Regions from separate parts of the Homo sapiens genome. Here region 2 is linked to region 1. The links are chromatin loops, found by intact Hi-C in ENCODE. Cell type or tissue: IMR-90. All regions are shown on one strand.

Region 1 (8,000 bases):
GTCATCCCAGCACTTTGGGAGACCAAGGCGGGTGGATCACCTGAGGTCAGGAGTTCGAGACCAGCCTGGCCAACATAGTGAAACCCCATCTCTACTAAAAATACAAAAAAATTAGCTGGGTGTGGTGGCGCATGCCTGTAATCCCAGCTTCTCGGGAGTCTGAGGCTGGAGAATCACTTGAACCTGGGAGGCAGAGGTTGTAGTGAGCCGAGATCATGCCATTGTACTCCAGCCTGGGCAACAAGAGCGAGACTCAGTCAAAACAACAACAACGCAGGAATAGCAGATGAGCCGAGTGGCCTCCCCAGCCCCCACCCCCCACCCCCCACCCTGGGCCGAGATCCAGTCCTCTTTGAATAGGGCCTGGCCGTGGTTCACGGGACATCTGAGACATTGCCGAGGCGCTGCACTGGTGGATCTTGCCAGAAGTCTGCCCAGTGCAGATTTGGGCAGAATCTCAAACTGCCTTGGGATGTAGGAGAGAAACCAGGCCTGGTCAAGTTCATGGGAAGAGGTGGAAACAGACCCCATAGGCTGGGGCTTGGGCAGCTGTAGGAAGCCCTCTCTGCTGCCTCCCTGCCTGCTCTCTGCTTTGAAGCATCTTCCCCAGTGCCCCCAGTCTCATGCCCTCTCAACGTTGGGGTCAAATCCTGAGGAATACCCAGACTGGCTCTCTGGGCCAAAGAGGACCCTCTCCAGAAAGAGCAGGGCCCAGTGCGGCTTCCTAAAGGGCAGGGGAAGGGCCTGGCCACTCCCCAGAGGCTACTCACCAGCCATCAGGATAGCCCCAGGAAGCAGGCCTTCTCGAGCCCATTTTATTACTTTATTTTATTATTTTATTTAATTTTAAATTTATTTTTTGAGACAGAGTCTCACTCTGTTGCCCAGGCTGGAGTGCAGTGGTGCGATCTCAACCCACTGCAGCCTCTGCCTCCAGGGTTCAAGGGATTCTCCCACCTCAGCCTCCCAAGTAGCTGGGATTACAGGTGCCCGCCACCACACCCGGCTAATTTTCATATTTTTAGTAGAGATGAGGTTTCACCATGTTGGCCAGGCTGGTCTCGAACTCCTGACCTCAAGTGATCCGCCCGCCTCGGCCTCCCAAAGTGCTAGGTCAAGCCCATTTTAAAGTTGAAGAAACTGAGGCTGAGGTAAATTCCCTCCCCAGGGATCCTGCTGCAGCCAGAAGGTGGTAAAACAGGACTTCACCCGGGTCTGTCTGGCGTGAAAGGCAGTGTTCTTGTACCACCCTAGGGGGCCTGAGAGAACTGAGTCCCTCGGGCATAACTGACAGTTCTGTTCCCATTATTCCGCAGGGGCTCGGATCTGGCTGTATGCTTTCCAGGATGGCCTTGGAGACCCACATAAGCCCTACACCCTTTGGGAAGCTGCATGTTGGGTTGGGGTGCCGTCAGTGGCACTTGTGGAAGGTGCAGACCTGTGTGGGTGTGTGGGCCCAGGGCCCCTGGTCCCTTCCTCCCTTTGTAGGGCTGGTTGTGTGCTGCCTGGACCTGGGGGGCACGTTCACGTGGTGAATTTGTCTATTTACTATCCCCGCTTTGGGGCTGGTGCCAGCACAGGCCCTTGTGAAGGGGGTGCCTTTGTCTGGAGTGGGACTGTGGCCCCTCCCTCAGCGTGGTGACTTCTGTGTCAGGGCTTCAGCAGGGACGCAGAGCCCCTGAGTGTTCGGAACAAGGGCGTCATTGCAGGAGTTAGACTGTGTGTGATGGAGGGAGGAGGGGCAGGAGGAAAGGTCAGAAGGAGAGTTCCTGGGAAGGTCCCTGAGGAGCCTGGTGAGGTGCTAACTGGTGTGGAGGACACTCAGGGCCTGTGGGGACATCTCCTACTGCTGGGGGCCAGCCACAAAGGGAACTGGCCGAAGTCCTGTCCCCGCCTTCACAGCCCAGCATCTGGTCACAAGGCAGGTACTTGGAAGGGCGCGGGCACCTGGGCCAAAAGTGCCTGGGTTCCCTTTGCCTTTCACTGAGATGACCTTCGGGGCAGGTGGCTGCTGCCTCCCCTCCTGTCCCCAGGTTTTGCCAACTGGCCAGAGGAAGGGGTCCTGGGAAGCAGGGGGGCCAGAAGCCCTCTCTGCAAGGAAAGCCCGAGGGGTGTGGGAGGAAGGAAGGAATGCCCAGGCTGGCGAGGCTCTAAGTCACCCTGGCTTGGCTCTCCTCAGATCCTGAACCCGCCGCCCTCCCCGGCCACGGACCCCTCCCTGTACAACATGGACATGTTCTACTCTTCAAACATTCCGGCCACTGCGAGACCGTACAGGTAGGACATCCCCTGCAGCCCTCCATGGCCATTGGGTTCCCGCCAGCCCGTGGTGGAGGGGCCTAATCCCCATGCCACTGATGAGGGGAGGTATTCTGGGTGCTAGTGGGCAGGTGCCGGGCCCAGCCCTGCCTCCCTCTGCTCTGCCAACCACACTAGGCTGCCTCCCCAGACAAGCTCAGCGGGCACTGCATGTTGGGTTCAGAAATCAGCAGAACTCCACGTTCTGAGCTGCTCTTCAAGTTGCTCCTATGGGGGTTACTTTTAAGCTGGGAAATGGCTGTGGCGTCGAGGGGCCGGGGGCTTGGGCTCCAGAGTCTGACTGTGTGTTTGAGTCCGGCTGTGGAAACCTAGCCATTGAGATGCCCCCTCTTGGTGGCTCTGTCCTCTTAGGATGGGACAAGTCTGTGAAGGCTGCTGCAGCACCCACCGTAGACCCCTAATCGTGTGACGTCACCAGGATGGTCCGGGCTGCTCACTTGCCACAGTGGCCTGTTTGAGCCCGGGAAGCCAACGGGGCTGCTCAGCTGGACACCAGCCCCCCGAGCTGCCCATGTTGGGGTCACAGGCCCCACCTCCCTGGTTGGGGAGGGGCAACTGAGAGTGTGGAGAGGTGGGACCCAGGTGTGCTGGTCTCCGCAGGGGCTGGATCAGAGCCTGGGATGGGCAGGGTGAGCCTCCTGACCTTTAACCCAGTGGTGTCAGGCAACGTGGCCCACCCGCCAGCCGCACCAGGCCCCACCCCCGCAGGTGAAGGGGTGGGATAGGCTGGGCCTGGGCCAGGACACCTCTGGACCACGCATTCCTCATTGCTTGGGTCCCTGGAGCAGCAGGGCCTCCCGAGTGTGGTGCCGCCTGCCACCTAGTGGCCATTTCCACGAACTCCCAGGCCTGGCTGGGGAGCCGGAACTGCAGCCTCCATTTCCACCCCACTCCGGGTCGGGCCACCTCCCTGATGCCTCAGTATTATATCAAACTGTCACAGTCTGTCCCACAGCCTTACAGACCACTGTCTCCAGAATGGTCACATCCACACTGGGCAGCCCAGTCTCGCTAGTTCCTCGTCCCACCTCCTGCCTTTGCTCATGCCCGTCCTGCTCTGGGCCCACCGCGGACACATCTTCCCCCCGCCCGCCGTCTGACCTCACAGCAGCTGGGCCCCAAGAGGAGTATCCTGTCCTGCTGCACTTTTCTCAACACCCGGTGTTGGCTGCACCTTCCCACCCATTGCAGGCCCCTCTGTGACAGGACGGGGGCTCCTAAACACACCACAGTTCCGAGTCTGAACTCACACAGTGGGATGCGGCGTTTCTGGGCCACAGTTGGGTGCAGGTAGCCTCTGGGAGGATGGGAGGTCAGGAGCCATCTTGCGAGTCAGGTTGCTTGAACTCAGGATGGAAGTGTTCCGGGCCCATTGGTTGCTGTATTAGCCTGTTCTCACGCTGCTAATAAAGACATACCCAAGACTGGGTAATTGTAAAGGAAAGAGGTTTAACGGACTCACAGTTCCACCTGCCTGGGGTGGCCTCACAATCATGGTAGAAGACAAGGAGGAGCAAGTCACATCTTACATGGCTTCAGGGAACAGACAGCATGAGAACCAAGCGAAAGGGGTTTCCCCTTGTAAAACCATCAAGTCTAGTGAGATTTATTCACTACCACGAGAACAGTATGGGGGGAACCACCCCCATGATTCAATCATCTCCCACTGGGTCCCTCCCACAGCACGTGGGAATTATGGGAGTACAATTCAAGATGAGATTTGGGTGGGGACACAGCCAAACCCTATCGGTTGCCAACATTTACAGTAACAGTGTTAGGTGAACAGTTGTCCAGTCTCCTGTTTTGTCGGACACTGTTTCTAGCACCTTCCAGGCAGAATCTCATGTATCCTTCACTTTCGAAATGGGTACTATTTCATCCCCACTTTTATCAATGAGAAACTAAAGCTCGAAGAGGTCAAGTAAGTTCCTGGCCAAGGTCAGCTAGCAGGCTCTAGAGGCCTCGTTCTCCTTAGAGGCAGCCTTGCCAGGGCCCAGGCTTGGCAGGCTGCAGGGCAGGTGCGGGCATGCCCATGGTAGAGGTGGGACCATTGAGGCTCAGAGAGGGTAAGTGATGAGCCCTGGCGACACAGCGGGGTGGGTCCAGAGTCCGGCCTGCATCTTCTGGAGCTGGCCAGTGGACAGGCCTTTCCCGTTCACAGCCCCGGGGCTGCTGTGCCCACCAGGGCGGATGTGCCTACCGAATCCCACTCCTCTGTGTGTGTCCCTTTCAGGCCCTACATCATTCGAGGAATGGCGCCCCCGACGACGCCCTGCAGCACCGACGTGTGTGACAGCGACTACAGCGCCAGCCGCTGGAAGGCCAGCAAGTACTACCTGGATTTGAACTCGGACTCAGACCCCTATCCACCCCCACCCACGCCCCACAGCCAGTACCTGTCGGCGGAGGACAGCTGCCCGCCCTCGCCCGCCACCGAGAGGAGCTACTTCCATCTCTTCCCGCCCCCTCCGTCCCCCTGCACGGACTCATCCTGACCTCGGCCGGGCCACTCTGGCTTCTCTGTGCCCCTGTAAATAGTTTTAAATATGAACAAAGAAAAAAATATATTTTATGATTTAAAAAATAAATATAATTGGGATTTTAAAAACATGAGAAATGTGAACTGTGATGGGGTGGGCAGGGCTGGGAGAACTTTGTACAGTGGAGAAATATTTATAAACTTAATTTTGTAAAACAGAACTGCCATTCTTTCGTGCCCTGTGTGCATTTGAGTTGTGTGTCCCCGTGGAGGGAATGCCGACCCCCGGACCACCATGAGAGTCCTCCTGCACCCGGGCGTCCCTCTGTCCGGCTCCTGCAGGGAAGGGCTGGGGCCTTGGGCAGAGGTGGATATCTCCCCTGGGATGCATCCCTGAGCTGCAGGCCGGGCCGGCTTTATGTGCGTGTGGCCTGTGCCGTCAGAAAGGGCCCTGGGCTTCATCACGCTGTTGCTGTTCGTCTTCCTCAGATTCTTAGTCTTTTTTTTTTTTTTTTTTTTTTTGAGACGGAGTCTTTCTCTGTCATCCAGGCTGGAGTGCAGTGGTACAATCTCAGCTCACTGCAAGCTCCGACTCCCAGGTTCAAGTGAGTCTCCTGCCTCAGCCTCCCGAGTAGCTGGGACTACAGGTGCGCGCCACCACACCCGCCCAGCTAATTTTTGTATTTTTAGTAGAGATGGGGTTTCACCATGTTGGCCAGGATGATCTCGATCTCTTGACCTCGTGATCCGCCCACCTCGGCCTCCCAAAGTGCTGGGATTATAGGCATGAGCCACTGTACCCAGCTGACTCTTAGTCACTTTTAAGAAGGGGACTGTGCCTTCATTTTTCACTGGGCCCTGCAGAATATATGCCTGGGCTCTGGGCTCTTCTGAACCTGTGTTGGCTTCCATCTGACCTCTCTGTGCCAGCCCAAGGCTGCTGCTCTTCCTGAGGGCAAGGAGCCCCATGACTGCGTGTTGACTCGCTGGATGGGGCTGCTGAGCCCACTCTGCCACACCACGTGCCCCTGGCAGGGAGGGAATCCCTGGGTCCTCACAGGAACAGTCAGCAAGCCACACCTGACGCCTGCTGTGGGCCCATCCCTGCGGTGCTGGAGAAGACAGACAAGGCCTGGTCACTGCCTCTGCAGGGTCCCCAGTCCGTGGAAGGAGACAGTAATCTAGGCATTTTCGGTGGGGAAGCTGAGCTGTTCTCGTGTCCTGAAGGCCAGGCGGGAACAGCCGTCTTCAGAGGGAAGGGAGAAAATGCACATCGCATCAGTGGAGAAGGGCCTGACTTCCCTCAGCATGGTGGAGGGAGGTCAGAAAACAGTCAAGCTTGTTGCTGGGTGACAGTGCATTTAATAATCAAAATATAGGCTGGGTACGGTGGCTCATGCCTGTAATCCCAGCACTTTGGGAGGCTGAGGCAGGTGGATCACTTGAGGCCAGGAGTTTGAGACCGGCCTGGCCAACATGGCAAAACCTCAACTACTAAAATACAAAAACTAGCCGGGCGTGGTGGTGCACGCCTGTAATCCCAGCTACTTGGGAGGCTGAGGCAGGAGAATTGCTTGAACCTGGGAGGCGGAGGCTGCAGTGAGCCGAGATTGTGCCACTGCACTCCAGCCTGGGCAACAGAGCAAGACTCTGTCTCAAAAAAAAAAAAAAAAAAAGCAATACAAAATACAAATATCACTTTCACTAAAAGAAGGGATGGAAGACCCAAAACAAACAGAAAACAACAAAATGGCAGGAGTAAGTCCCCACTTATCAATAATAACATTGACTGTAAATAGGCTAAGCTCTGCAATCAAAAGAGTGGGCCAGGAGCGGTGGCTCACGCCTGTAATTCCAACGCTTTGGGAGGCTGAGGCGGATGGATCATTTGATGTCACGAGTTTTAAGACCAGCCTGGCCAACAAGGTGAAACCCCATCTGTACTAAAAATACAAAAATTAGCCAGGCGGTAGTGGCACGCACCTGTAATCCCAGCTACTTGTGAGGCTGAGGCAGGAGAATCACTGGAGGCTGGGAAGCGGAGGTTGCTGTGAGCCAAGATGGAGCCACTGCACTCCCACCTGGGCGACAGAGTGAGATCCTGTCTTAAGAAAAAAAAGAGTGGATGAATGGATCAAAAAACAAGACCCAACCATCTCTTGCATACAAGAAACACACTTTACCTATAAAAACACACTAGGCCAGGTGTGGTGGCTCACACCTGTAATCCCAGCCCTTTGGGAGGCCTGACTGGCAGATCACCTGAGGCCAGGAGTTTCAGACCAGCTTGACCGACATGGCAAAACCCCATCTCTCCTAAAAATACAAAAAAACAAAAAAAAGAAAAAGGCTGGAAGTAGTGATGTGTGCCTGTAGCCCCAGCTACTTGGGAGGCTGAGGCAGGAGAATTGCTTGAATCCGGGAAGTGGAGGTTGCAGTGAGCCAGGATGGTGCCACTGCACTCCAGCCTGGGTGACAGAGCGAGACCCTGTCATAAAAAAAAAAAGAAAAGAAAAGAAAAACGAGAAAAACAAACACAAAATTAGTAGAAGAAAAGAAATAATAAAGATCAGAACAGGCCAGGCTCATGGGCACAGTGGCTCAACTCCTACCTGCTCAGGAGTTTGAGACCAGTCTGGCCAACATGGCAAAACCCCATCTCTCCTAAAAATATGAAAAAAAAAAAATAGGCTGGATGTGGTGATGTGTGTGTGCCTGTAGCCCCAGCTACTTGGGAGGCTGAGGTGGGAGAATCACTTGAGCCCAGGAAGTGGAGGCTGCAGCGAGTCATGAATGCACCCTGCACTCTAGCTGGGTAACTGGAGTGAGATTCTGTCTCAAAAAAGCAAAGACCAGAGCAGAAATAAATGAAATGGAAATGAAGGAAACAATGCAAAATGATACAAAAAGTTTTTTCGAAAAGATAAACAAAATCAACAAACCTTTAGCCAGATTAAGAAAAAAAGAGAGAAGACCCAAATAAATAAAATCCGAGATTAAAAAGGAGACATTACCACTGATACCACAGAAATTCAAAGGATCATTAGAGGCAACTATGTGCAACTATATGCTAATGAACTGGAAAACCTAGAAGAACTGGGTAAATTTCTAGACACATACAACCTATCAAGATTGAACCATGAAGAAATCCAAAACCTGAACAGGCCGGGCACGGTGGCTTACGCCTGTAATCCCAGCACTT
Region 2 (8,000 bases), 130 kb before region 1:
GGAGTGGCTAAGGAAGCTGAGAGGTCAAGGAAGAAGTGTGGTTGGAGCAGGCCCTGCAGGTGCCGAAGGCTTTTGCTTCTTTCCTGAGATGGCAGCCCTCACGAGCCCTGGAGCTTCCCTGGCTGCCATGAGATCAGGTGGAAGGGGGTCGAGGCTGCAAGTGGGGACGCATGAGTGGGTGACAGGTGGCAGTAGTAGAAGTGTAAGAAGAGCTGGGAGTCTGGGTCTCTTCTATCTTGAAAATAGAACCCCAGGCTGTGCTGGTAGAGCTGGATGCAGGGTGGAAGAAGGGAAAATATTTTTGCTGCTTAAATCCTAGCCTGGCTTCCCATTGCTCGTGGGGTGCATTCTCGATTCCTCTTCCCCGCCTGAGGTCTGACATGTGCTGGCCCTGGCTGGCCTCTCCTGTACCTTCTACCACCAGCTCCAGCTCATGGCCTGATGTGGTTCCTCCCCCGAATCCAGCGACCAGGCTGCCCTCTGCCCCAGCGCCTCCTCCGTGGATGTCTGCTCTTCCTGAACTGCCCTCCCACCGGACGGCTGCTCCTTGGTAGCAGCTCAAGTGTCCTTCCTTCCCTAAGCCAGTTTCCCCAAACACTGCAGCACAACGCCCTTCATTTCTCATGGCATTCTTCATGGCCTGTCAATGGGGCTTTTGTTGTTTTAATTTTCCGTCTTCTTGTTTTTGTTGGTCTTCCTAGAATATAAACCCCATGAGGGCAGAGGCGTTCAGCCTGACTCCAGCCTGGCAAAGCTGTCACAAATCTGGAGGAACACACACGTTCACGGGCACTCAGTTCTGTGAGGTACTGCAAGCCCTCTCTGAACCTGCAAGGTGGCCATTGCTGTCCCCACTTTACAAAGGAGGAAAGAGTGCGCGGAGAGGTTCTACTTAGACCCGCCAAGGGCACAGTCGTTCTAGAAAGTAGCAGACTGGGAGTTCCAACTTGGGCTTGCTGGTTCCAGAGCCCCTTCTGTGCCCCTTCCAGGCTGTGCCTGGGTGAGATTCTTCTCCTACCAGCACGTCTTCTTCCTGGAGGGTTCAGTGGCTGAGCTGACACCGGTGGGCAAGAGGCCCTGGCGGGCTTGTTGAAGGACTCAAAGGTGGCGTCTGGGAGCCTGGCGGGACTTTCTCCCTGTCAGCCTAGAGGCACTTTTAGAGGAGTGTGTCTGTTTCGCAGTCTTCGTGTCTCATAATTCATAACTAAGGTAGAGGGTACACATTTAGTTTACAGTAAAACCTCAAACCCACCTCCACTCCCAGCCGGCCACTTCTCTCCCTGTTCCCTTCTCTGCCCTCCACAGGTGAGAACAAGTGTCCGGGGCCGCCCCGTGGGGCCCCAGGCTGCCCGCCCTGAAACTGCCTCGCTGTGTGCCCTTGGGCAACCCCGCCCTGCTCCGTGCCTCAGTTTCCCCACTCATAGAGGCTCCACAGGTGACACACCTGGCTCCGGGCCCCGATCGGCCGCCGGGCCCCGCGGGGCGGAAACCCCGCGCCAAGCCTCCCGGAGGCACCTCCAGGGCAGGGCGGGGAGCGCGGGGAGGGGCCGCGGGGACCTGCGCCGCTGGGGCCGCCTGGCCGCCGGCCGGCTCCGGGGGGCGCCCGCGGGAGGGCGCGGCCGGTGCGGGGGGCGCGGGTGGCGGCGGCGGGGGGCGGAGACGCGGCGCGGCTTCCGCTCCCGCGCGCCCAGCTCCCTCCTCCCCGTCGTCCTGGTCCGCGGCGCCCGAGGGGGGAGGCGGAGGCGCCGGGAGCCGCGCGAGGAGCCGCCGCCGCCGCGCCATGGAGCCCGAGTGAGCGCGGCGCGGGCCCGTCCGGCCGCCGGACAACATGGAGGCAGCGCCGCCCGGGCCGCCGTGGCCGCTGCTGCTGCTGCTGCTGCTGCTGCTGGCGCTGTGCGGCTGCCCGGCCCCCGCCGCGGGTAGGTGGGCGCAGGCCGGCCGGGGGCCGCGGGTTGCTCGGACAATGGCCCGGGCGGCCCCGCGGCCAAGTGCGCGGGCGCCGCCGCCGTCTCGGAAGCGACTTGGCGAGTTGGGAGCGAGTTGGGGCGCGCGCCCGGGATCCCCCTGCCGTCCCCGGCGTCCCCGCCACGCGCGGGCCCTTTGTCTCCCCACCCGGGCCCTCCCCGGGGACGCTGCGTCCCGGGCTGGCGAGGAGGGCGCCCGCTCCGCCAGGTGCGGCGCGGGCGGGTCCTCACCTGCCCGAGCCCGCGGGAAGCCGGGAGCCGAGCCGAGCCCGCGCTGGGCCCGTGTGGCCCGGGCCGGGCACCGAGCGGGGACTTGGGGCGCGGAGGCGGGCCTGGCCCGGGGAGCCGGTTCGCAAGCCTGTTTCCAGCGGCCGCGCGGCCGCCCCGCGTGCTCCGAGGACGGGCTGAAGTTGCAGCGAGAAAGTTCTGAGCCCGGGCGCGGGGCGGCCTGGCCGGTGGCGCTGCTCCTGTGAGCCGCGTGGCTGTGGGTTTCCAAGCGGACTGACACCTGCCAGGTGCCCGGGCGACCCGAATGCCCCGTGTGGCCGCCGGGTCCCCAGATAGTGTCCATCCCCGGGTCGGCTACGCGGAGGTGACGTGGTCCCAGATCGCGGGGCAGTGGGGGAGGCAGGCTTGTGCCTCAGTTGTACACTCCCGTGGGGAGAGGTAGGGCGGGGGAACTTTCTCTCCAACTTTTGGTGTTTCCCAGGGGGTGGAGTTGAGGTCAGGAGGACTCAGGAAACTTAAGCAGTCGTGAAACGCTACACATGTTCTTTTAATTTGGAGATTGCCATGTGGTTTTTCAAGCAAGCCTCTTGCTACCTAAATCATTCTCTTCGGATGTGCGTGTTTTGTTTTTCTGGAGTATGGCTGGCCAAGTGGCACGGCCGCAAGTGCCTGTGCACGCCGCGGCTCCTGTTCTGTTTGTGGCAGTTTAGCGGGGAGGACCTCGGGCCCCTTTGTCTGGGCCTCCTTAAGGCAAACAGCTGTCTCCCTGAATATTTCCAGTGTGAATGGTGCAGCGGGGTGGCCCTGTAGTCAGATCCCCCAGGCTGCAGCCTCTGCTTGGAGGTGTGGGGGACAGCGGGGAACAGGAGGAGCTTGGAGTTTGTTTCACGTCCTCCTGCCTCTGACCCAAGCCTAGAGATTCTATGGACAGTTTCACCCCAAATCTGCCTCTTTCAGGAGCGTGTTTACATTGTGGGGCCTTGTCTGGAGCTAGCAAAACAAGGTGAAGACAAAACAGCGACAGTATCTGGGGAGTACAGGCCAGCGCCGCTCCTTTTTCCGGAAATGCCTGGGTCAAGGAGGCAAAAGGGGTTTTGGGGAAACTGTTTGTTTTAAAGGGGGGGTTTCTAGGCCGACCGCGTTGCCTTTCACCTCATTGCAGTTTTGGGTTTTGTGCACGTTTTGGGGTGATGTTGCTGGAGTCAAATGCCTGTCGTCCATGTGGTTCGAGCCCCTGAGGAGAAAGAATTATAGCTGTAGAGTTCAGTTGTGTGTGAGGCAAAAATAGAGTTGATTATTTTAACATTAGGCAGCAAGGCCTGGGAGCCCCAGTGAATGTGGTGATCCAGGCCTAAAATGGAAGGAAAGGGAGGAATCTTTCTGCAGAACGGTTTTGATGTTATATCCCTGGTTTTACTGTGTGAAATACATGCCTCGGACCTCAGCGAAGCCAGTAAGTGGGCCGCTAATTATTTTTCCTGATTGCTTCCTGTTGCAATTGGAAGCTGTGAACGCACGGAAATGGCTTTGTTCTAGTGGTCCCAGTGCTGAGAACTTCCCCAGCTCCCAAGCCCTAGTCCTCTCTCCTCGGGGCCCAAGTGCTTGTTCCAGGGCCGGCCTGTCCAGGCACCCCCTCTCCCCCTGGAGGTTCCTCCTGTAGATGCCCAAGGCCAAGGCCGGGCCCTCTGGGAGAGCCCAGAAGGGCTGAGTGGGGTTAACCAAGTGCTGTGTGGAGCACCCTGAGAGAGTCCCCTCCAAAGCAGGGCCCCGTGTGTTTAGCTCCCCTCTTCAGTTCCAAGAAATTCGCCGGTGAACCCGATCCAGCATTTGTTCAGCACTTTCCTGGGGAGATTCACCTCGTGCTTCCTGTCGTTTTTGGAACCCGTTTAATTTCAGCCGTGCTGTGTCACTGCTCAGGCATTTAGTAGAACTCACACACACGGGTGGGGGATGTAGGCAGGTGAGGCCTCTGAGTTGCTTTCTCCCTTGCAGCGACGGGTTGCAGGGCTGATGGGGGTGGAGGGGTTTGGGGTCAGACCCACCTGGGTTTACATGCTCAGTGGCTGTTTGACTTCGGGCACCATACCTAGTTTCTGTTATCTCACCCCGTTCCTCTCCCAGGCTATGGGGAGCCCTAACTGCCCTGTGTGAGACCTTTAGCCCCATCCCTGGCAGAGCTGCAGTGAGCGCAGTTGTGTGTCAGCGTCCTCGATCTTTCTGGCCCCAGCCGGTCTAGAGGCTGTTATTACAATAGTCTGGATTTTTCCTGTATGACCTTGGACATCCAGTCCACTGACAAACTCACTCACTCACCGCTGCAGCCCTCGGGGGCAGGAGTAGTTAGTTAGCACTGTGGACAGAGCCCCTGCGCCCAGGGTCTGATTCCAGCCTGGCCGCTTCCTGTGCTGGGAGGCTTAGGAAGCTGATGCTACCTTTGTGTGCCTCAGTTTTCTCACCTGTAAAATGGGAATAGAATCCTTCCTACCATGAATTCAGTGAGTTAACGTGCACCTGGCCCGGTATAATGCTGTTGCTGTTTTGCTTTGGTGTCTGCTACCGAGTGAAGTGCTAGGGTTGAGTGCGATAGAATGGCAGATAAGGCCCCGCCCCTGCGGGCAGAGCTTCCCATGTAGAGGGGAGGACAGGGAAAGAAGCTTTGCAGCTATGCAGAGGTGGGCCCACGGGTGCTCCTTCACCCTCGGGGTGTCCTGCGAGAGGCCCTTAGAGGCCAGATCATGCTGTGGAGTCTGGTTGTGATCCACAAGGCAGCGGAAGCTTCTGGAAGGCTTTAGGCAGGAGTTACAGGAAATGCAAGCTAAAGCCAGATCTTTCCTAGGTGAAAGGTGTCGAGTTGTTTTTTTTTTAAATTGAGGTGAAACTTATATAATATAAAATATTAAAGTATAGAAGGCAGGCATTTGGTACATTCACAGTGTTTACAACCCTCTCTTCTATCAAGTTATAAGAGATTTCCATCACCCCAAAATAAAACCCATACCCATTACACGGTGACTTCCCGTTCCCTCTCCCCGGATCCCCTGGTGAACACCAGTCGACTTTCTGCCTCTGTGGTTCTGCCTGTTCTGGGCATTTTGCATGAAGGGAATCTTACAATGCGTCTTCGTGGCTGACTTCCTTGGTTACTGTAACGTTTTCAGGAGTCATCCAAGTAGTACCACGTATGGGTGTTTCAGCCTTTTATTTTTTTTTTGAAATGGAGTCTTGCTCTGTTGCCCAGGTTGGAGTGCGGTGGTGCGATCTTGGCTCACTGCAACTTCTGCCTCCTGGGTTTAAGTGATTCTCCTGCCTCAGGCTCCCAAGTAGCTTGCATTACAGGTGCCCGCCACCACGCCCAGCTAATTTTTGTATTTTTAGTAGAGACGGGATTTCACCATGTTGGCCAGGCTGGTCTTGAACTCCTGACCTCAAGTGAGCTGCCGGCCTCGGCCTCCCAAAGTGCTGGGATTACAGGTGTGAGCCATCACGCCCGGCCTATTTCAGCCCTTTTTGTGGCTGAATAATATTCCATTGTGTGGAGGGACCACATTATATTTGTCAGTTCATCCGCTGATTGGATTGATCTTGGTTGGTTGCATCTCCCAGCCGGCACGAGCAGGTCTCATGCCTCCTGCATCCTGGTGGAGGTGGCTGGTGGGAGGATCTGGCCTGAGACTCTCCTGCCGAGGTTCAGGAACGAGCCAGGTGATGGGGACAAGTTGGGGAGTCAGTGCTGGCATCTCAGAGGAGGGGCCTGGGCCCTGAGAGGAGTGCTGGGAGGGCAGAGTGAGGGCCAAGTTCAGGTTACAGAAGCCGTGAGACAGCCGGACATCTGTGGTTTGTGAGGCTTTGGAAACACTTAATGCGCTCTCCAAATGGGGAGTCTGTTGGGGAGGCCCTGGCGGGAGCCGGGGCTACATCCAGGTCCTCGGCTTGGTGGCCTTGTTCACTTATTTGTTCAGGAAGCAGCAGGGTGTGGGCTCTGTGCCAGGCCGCCCTGGAGGGCTGTCCTGGGGCCAGTGAGGTCCAAGTGTGATGGGCGGAGGCAGCTGTGGCTTGCTACGAGCCGGCCTCAGGGACCCACCGGCTGGCTCCGGCTGCTCTCTGCATTCTCTTCAGCTCTGGAGAGCCGTGTGCCAGCCCTCAGCCTCAGTTTCCTCATCTGCAAAATCGGGACGATGGTGTCCACCTTGCCCATGCTGGTGGGGTCCCAAGAGCTGGTGTCTGGGGTGAGGGAGCTGGGGGCCAAAAGCTCCTGCCCTGGGGCATCCAGCTGTCCTTTGAAGAGTACCCCGAGGGTGTGACTGAGAGCCAGTCCCCAGCACCCTTGTCCAGATGGGGACCAGGAGGTGGGTGAAGATATTTGGGGTCTGAGCTCTGTGCTGGTTGCCCCCGAGGGGGCCTGGAGCCCTGAGTTAGGAGCAGAACGGGGTGCTGGTCCTATCCGTTCCCTACCTGGGTAGTGGGGGCTGCCTTCCTGGGTTGGGGGTGGGGGGAGCTCCCTGTGTCCCTAAGCCATGCAGAGGCATGCGCATACGCGCTGCTCTTAGGCATGTGGGTGGCGCTCTGAGGTCCCTGCCCATTCCCCAGCCCCATGTGGTGGTCCCTGTGCTCCAGGTCCAGCCTCTGGTTTCCAGTTTGTCCTAGTTTGTCACCTTGTAGGGGGCAGTTGACACTTTGCTGGCCTGACTCGTGGTGTGCCAGAGCCCGTGGCTGCTGGGCGACTGTGCCTCTTTCTCTCAGTGGCAAGAGCCTTATTTTCTAATAGAGCCTGATGGGCCAGAGGTTCCGCCACAGGGACACTGTTCTCTGTCTCTCGTGCTTGGGGTCTCTTGCTGTGGACCCCCTGGGAGGTTGTCCTGGGGGTGCGGGGATTGTGTTTTCTGGGTATTTTCTTATTTGCTCTATTGGAGTGTATTTAATTTAATATATATATTTTAAACATCTTTTAGTTTGCCTTAATGTAATTTTTTTTGAGATTTAATTTTTTTTTTTTTGAGATGGAGTCTTGCTCTGTCGCCCAGGCTGGAGTGCAGCGGTGTGATCTCAGCTCACTGCAAGCTCCACCTCCCAGGGTCACGCCTTTCTCCTGCCTCAGCCTCCTGAGTAGCTGGAACTACAGGCACCCGCCACCACGCCCGGCTAATTTTTTGCATTTTTAGTAGAGACGGGGTTTCACCGTGTTAGCCAGGATGGTCTCCATCTCCTGATCCTCCCGCTCGGCTTCCCAAGGTGCTGGGATTACAGGCGTGAGCCACCACACCCGGCCTGCTTTTTTTTTTTTTTTTGAGTCTTGCTCTGTTGCTGAGGCTGGAGTGCAGTGATTCAGTCACCGCTTACTGCAGCCTCTACCTCCTGGGCTGAAGCAATCCTCTCACCTCAGCCCGCAAGTAGTTGGGACCTCAGGTGTGCACCACCACGCCCAGCTGATTTTGTTGTTTTTTGTAGAGACAGGGTTTCACTATGTTGCCCAGGCTGGTCTTGAACTCCTGGGCTCAAGCGATCCACCCACCTCAGCCTCCCAAAGTGCTGGGATTACAGACATGAGCCACTGCGCTGGGCCTTAATGTAGTTTTTCTTGTGGTTAAACTGAGGTGAAGGTTCACTCAAGGAGGAAAGTGGTTTTTAGCCTTTTGAGGGGCTCAAGGACCCCTTCAAGGATATGACAACGGCTCCTCTCCTGAGAAGGTGCCTGGTGGGGGCGGCACAGGCTCCACTCCACCCCATTGCAAGAATCCAGGGCCCTGCAGGGCTCAGAGCCCTCTCCCTGCCTCCCTGTGGGGCATTGAGAGGCACTCACCTTCTGAGGGC

Evidence for each region. Hi-C counts contacts between places; a loop is a spot of excess contacts. Peaks named below come from ENCODE experiments on the same cell type or tissue, not always from the same donor. Only the 100,000 strongest peaks of a DNase experiment are listed, where the experiment ranks them.
Region 2: it touches region 1 in a loop (5-fold over the local background); 7 of 110 quality-filtered maps call a loop at or near these places.

Annotation. Positions count from the first base shown.
Region 1 is chr11:68,444,257-68,452,256 of GRCh38, forward strand. LRP5 (LDL receptor related protein 5) reads left to right here. Exons shown (of 23, transcript NM_002335.4): 22 at 2,180-2,277; 23 at 4,553-5,019. The coding sequence ends at 4,814. Among named protein-coding and RNA genes, the nearest start is that of PPP6R3, 12 kb to the right of the region's middle. RefSeq lists enhancers at 2,119-2,722, 2,723-3,327, 3,328-3,931 and a silencer at 2,995-3,064. In IMR-90, a CTCF peak has its summit at 3,142 (motif pointing left); no DNase peak of the experiment used is centred here.
Region 2 is chr11:68,310,887-68,318,886 of GRCh38, forward strand. LRP5 (LDL receptor related protein 5) reads left to right here and starts at 1,705. Exons shown (of 23, transcript NM_002335.4): 1 at 1,705-1,919. The coding sequence starts at 1,829. LOC124900302 (a long non-coding RNA gene) reads left to right here and starts at 2,563. Exons shown (of 2, transcript XR_007062749.1): 1 at 2,563-8,000. RefSeq lists silencers at 1,330-1,619, 1,640-1,839, 2,030-2,189, 2,200-2,269 and enhancers at 1,691-2,566, 2,567-3,441, 4,153-4,652, 5,721-6,388. In IMR-90, no CTCF peak of the experiment used is centred here; a DNase peak (open chromatin) is centred at 4,085; H3K4me3 peaks cover 2,307 bases; H3K27ac peaks cover 1,857 bases.